Linked DNA regions of Mus musculus: region 2 is linked to region 1. The links are chromatin loops, found by intact Hi-C in ENCODE. Cell type or tissue: gastrocnemius. All regions are shown on one strand.

Region 1 (2,500 bases):
ATTTGCATATATGAGCCTTAGGGGCCATTCTTATTCAAATCATATAATATGCAATAGTATCTGCATATAGAAGCATTGGACCAACTTCTGCCAATGGCCAAATGTTTGACAGCTATTGGGTGAACTAGATCCAATTTCTGTACTTTGCCATCTTGCTCTGTGGCTTAGGACGGCGGTCTCTGGGGATTTACTCCGTGGTTGCTTCTTTTTTTTGGCTTCTGGCATTCAGAGGGCTGGAGAGAATAGATTTTGGTGTATCTACTGAGGTCACAGTTTCTACCAGATGGCCTTTCCTACCTAGTCTCCCAGTCTCTATGTTTCTATGACCACTTCCTCTTCTGGGGTTTGGCTATTTCTGAAGGTGTGATCCCTGTGGCTTTTCTGCATCCTGACTACTCTCTCTCTCTCTCTCTCCCTCCCTCCCCCCCTCTCTGCCCCCAAATTATTATCACTATTATTTTAATTTTTTAAATGTTTACTTTTTAAAATTTTATTTTTAGAGACAGGGTTTCTTTATGCAGCTCTGGCTGTCCTGGAGCTCACTCTGTTGACCATGCTGGGTTCATCTTGTCTCTGACTCCTGAGGGTTAAATACATGCACTATAACTCCTGGCTCTGACTATTCTTTTATAATCTGCTTAAAAACATTCCCTAAACTACCTAATTCCAGTAGGATATGTGTTTGCCAGGTCTTGACTTCTATACTGTTTCCCATGGGTCTTCTCACGATATTGTATATTTTATTGCCTTCCACTCTGTTCAGTGTCATGAAGCCTATTACAGGATAGGAGACTCACTTTGCATCCTGTGTGTTGACAGGCATACTCTTAACCCTGAGGAGTTTGAAAAAGCATGGACACCCGAGCCCCAACTACAGAGCTGCACACTTTGGGTCTGGGTGGCCCTAGGTTTCTGGTGCCAGGAGCTTCAGAGGAAACCTGAGATGGGGAAGTGACAGGTATGACTGACTGTAGTGTGTCTAGGGAAGACTGGGTGAAGCCTTCTGGGCCACCTCCAAACCCCCATGCAGCATCTGTAGCGTGCATGCACATGTGGGGTGCGTGCGTGCGTGCATGTGTGCATGCATGTGTGTGTGTGCATGTGTGTGTGTGTTCTTCCACTGTCTTGCCCAGGATCTCATCGTTTTCAGGAGTCCCTTAGTCTGATCCTAGAGGCTGAGGTCTAGAGAAGAACATGGGCTATGACTGCATACGCCACTGCCCTCTTGTGGGCATAGGCGAAACTGTGATAATGGCCTATGGTCTTCCCTTGGCCTTCAAATCCTAGGACCAAATGAGGTTTCAAAGAGCAACTTAGTCAAGCACAGCAGAAGCCGTGCCTAGCCTCTCCCGGAAGACAGCCTTTCCCTAACAGCCTTTGGCAAAGGAAGATGTCCTATTTCTCAGTTTCAAGGGTTGGTTAATTGCTTTAGAATTAGCGCTCCATAGTGAGGGGACCAGGAGGATTAATTGCCTTGCAGAATAACCCTAATTAAAAATCTGGCAGAGAATTTAAGACACACACCTCACACACACACACACACACACACACACACACACACACACACACACACACACACACAAGCCCTGGGAAGATAGGTCAGCTTAGTGGAAGGTTGAAGAACAGCAGGGACAGGGAGCAAGGTTCCTGTGTCCCTCCCGAGACACTGAGACGGAGACCCATGACTCTTCCTGGGTTCTTCTGAACTCCTTGGTAATCTTCCCTGTGGCTTCAGTCTCCCCGTGTCCCATCTTCTAAGCCAGGTCCTGAGCTTCACCCTGCTGGTCACTTCACACCACACACCTGCTCCTTGCCTTTGTTCAGCAATTCAAACAAACAAACAAACAAACAAACAAACAAACAACTCCTAATTTTCAGTAGCTCTTTTACAGCAACAATGGTAGCAACCTGCTATTCGATCCCATCAATTTATGTATAGTGTATGACACTTGATGTCATATTATTGTAACTAATAACATAAAAGGAGTGCTTTCCTTTTTGATGGGAAAGATACAAGAAAGGATGAATGTGTTCCTAAAACTAGATAGTTTTGATTGCTTAAATCTTCATGAAATAAATTTTTGTGCCCTGTTTGGATAACTGTTTATAGTGATTGTTGGCCACCCATAATCCCTTTGGGTATAAAGTATAATAAATGTTGGGGGTTCTTCCTGAAGGTTATTTCTGAGTTTTTCAATTTTCACATGTGAAAACTTGTAGCTTTATTACTCTTTTTGCCCCCTTCCTGTTCCTTGGCACTGGGGGGTGCTGTTGGCTAGGCTAAGAAGTAGTGTTTGCCCCGCTCCATGTCCGGTAGTTTCGTCTTCAATTATGCCAGTGCCAGTAGCACATTACTTCCCTGCTGGACGAGGGAATGTACATGCTAACGATGCTTCGGAGAGCAGGAGCACCCTTCAGAGGGCTTTTCCTGGCTTCTTGCAGGAATGGCATATTGCAAGAATGACTTACGAGCACGAAACCCAGACAGAGGAGGCATGTA
Region 2 (2,500 bases), 920 kb after region 1:
CTGTCTGATGGAGTCTATATCGGACCTCGGTTCCCTCTCACTCCTTCTCCAGTTTCCAGAACAATGAGGCTTCCCCAGGACTTACCCATGTATTTTTAAAGTACGGACAGTCTCATCCTCCAAATCAACTGGGTATTTGAGAAGCCATCACATAACTTCCAGGTTTGTCTTCTCAATGCTTCAATTATGCAGTTTAGTGAGGCCCCAGAAGCCAAGACCAGCCTGGCATTTTAAAAGATTCTCGGTACCTTTGTGCTGAAGCAGGCCTCTGGCTTCTCTCTCTCTCTCTCAATTATTACCTTAACTATGCATGGGAGACCTAAGGAGACAGTTTATTTTGACTGGTAGATTGTTAAACTGTAGGAGGCAAGCCAGAGGCAGCGCCAGGCTGTGATTTCCATTGCTCTGCGGGCCAAAGCCTTGGTGCTGAGAATAGCCAAGGCCACTTCCTGCTAGAGGAGGAAATGGCAGTTTCCTCAAGTCCCGGAAACGTGGCTTCCTCTCTGGTGCCTAGCTCAGGGTTCACCCATTAGACAGTCTCTTCCCACCCCAAATACCCGGGGACCTGGCTCCAGCATGCAAAAGACATCCTGTTTTCCCTGAGGAAGTGGCCCAGATTGGGGCAGCCACCAGGGCTTTTGAGTGGATGAGAGTAGGTAGCACAGCAGGAAGGGATTGACAGGGAGGGAATGATGCTAATAATGTTAACCAATAAGAAAAAGCCCCACCCACTCCTTTGTCCTGACCCCAGAGATCTCAGCAAACCCGACAAAAGTTCTCACGGCCTTTGGAAGCCAAGTCCTTCTGATATCTCTTTTTGCGGTTTTTCATCTGTGTGTACATTTTTACAGAATATAGTGTGATTATGTCTGTTTGACACCTGTATGTCTTCGGTAATAATCCAGTCCAGGTAATTACCATCTCCTCCTTGAACAGTTACCATTTCTTTGTGTTTGAAGCTTACAAATCCTGCACTTCTGTACCTTTTAAATAAAATCTACCAGTATAAGGCGTTGTGAATTGCAGTCACCCTTGTGTGTTGTGAAACACTAGAATTTATCCTTTCTATCTAACTAGACTTCCAACATCCTGTGATTTCTCCTTTCAACAGTGTTTCTGTTTCTGTCTCCTCTACCAGTTTTCCCAATCCAAAAAACTCAGTTCCAGGGGCTAGAAAGATGGTTCCACAGTTAAGAGCACCTGTTGCCTACTGCAAAGGACCCAGGTTCAGTTCCTAGCATTCACATGGTGGCTCACAACCAACTGCTAACTCCAATCCCAGGGGATCTGATGCCCTCTTCTGGCCTCCATGGGCATCAGACATTCACATGGTTCACAGACATACATCTAGGCAAAACATTCATATGTATTAAAATAATTTATTAATAATTAGTTAATTAATTAAGAAAACTTAATCCCTCTCCTGTGCTTGCTCTACAGATTTCAGGAGTTAAGAATGCTGCTAGGCAGAAGGCTAATACTATAGTTCAGTTCTAAAGCACCTAGCATGTGCAAGACCCTGGGTTCAAACTGAGGGGAGGAGAGAAAGGAGGAAGGCTGGAACAATGGGAGGTTGGCATCATTGAGCACTGACTGTCTCAGGACAGAGGGGAGCCCCCCTAGCTTTTCTTTTCTTCTTCCTCCTCCTCCTCCTCCTCCTCCTCCTCCTCCTCCTCCTCCTCCTCCTCCTCCTCTTCTTCTTCTTCTTCTTCTTCTTCTTCTTCCTTCTTCCTTCTTCCTTCTTCCTTCTCTTTCTTCCTTTCTTCTTTCTTCTTCTTCTTTCTTCTTCTTCTTCTTTCTTCTTTCTTCTCCTTCTCCTTCTCCTCCTCCTTCCCCTTCCTCTTCTCCTCCTCCTCCTTCCCCTTCCTCTCCTCCTCCTCCTCTTCTTCTCCTTCTCCTTCCTCTCCTCCTTCTCCTCCTCTTCCTCCTCCTTCCCCTTCCTCTCCTCCTCCTCCTCTTCTCTTCTCCTCCTCCTCCTCTTTTTCTCCTTCTCCTCTCCCTCCTCTCTCTCCCTTTCTCTCCTTCTCTTCCTCCCTCTCTCTCTCCCTCTACACACACATCCAAAAAAACACACTTTATGTCACACAAATGTACAATTAATGACCTGGTAGGTAGGTTGTTAAACTCTCTGAGCCTGAGCTTTTATGGGGAGAATGCTGTATCTGCTCTCCCACCCCCTTTAGAGTTGTTAGATTTCGTGAGGCAGAGCACTCAGAGTAGATGAAGCACTTTCCTATAGTTCAGGACTCAATAAATGGTCATTATTGTTTCCCTCTGCCCTTTCAGAAGGGGAGTGTCTTTCCCTGTCTCTTAATGAATAATGCTTGCCCTTCTCTGAAACCTTGGCACCAGCTAGCACCCGTGCCCTTGGAATTTCAGCCTCTGTAGAGACAGGCCTTATGAGGGTCTTTCTTTGAATGCTATCCTTGTGGGCAATTGGCTTGAATTAAAAACTCAATCCAGTTATCATTTATAATAATTTAATATGAACTACTTGCCA

What was found. A loop is a pair of places that touch in the nucleus more often than their neighbours do. Peaks named below come from ENCODE experiments on the same cell type or tissue, not always from the same donor. Only the 100,000 strongest peaks of a DNase experiment are listed, where the experiment ranks them.
Region 2: a loop joins it to region 1, with 2.3 times the contacts of the local background. A loop is called at or near these places in 2 of 42 quality-filtered maps.

What each region holds. Positions count from the first base shown.
Region 1 is chr4:106,227,436-106,229,935 of GRCm38, reverse strand. No RefSeq gene overlaps it. Among named protein-coding and RNA genes, the nearest start is that of Gm12724, 8.4 kb to the left of the region's middle. In gastrocnemius, CTCF peaks have their summits at 1,234 (motif pointing left) and 2,256; DNase peaks (open chromatin) are centred at 1,220 and 2,301.
Region 2 is chr4:105,304,206-105,306,705 of GRCm38, reverse strand. No RefSeq gene overlaps it. Among named protein-coding and RNA genes, the nearest start is that of Gm40217, 14 kb to the left of the region's middle. In gastrocnemius, a CTCF peak has its summit at 1,341 (motif pointing left); no DNase peak of the experiment used is centred here; H3K27ac peaks cover 2,024 bases.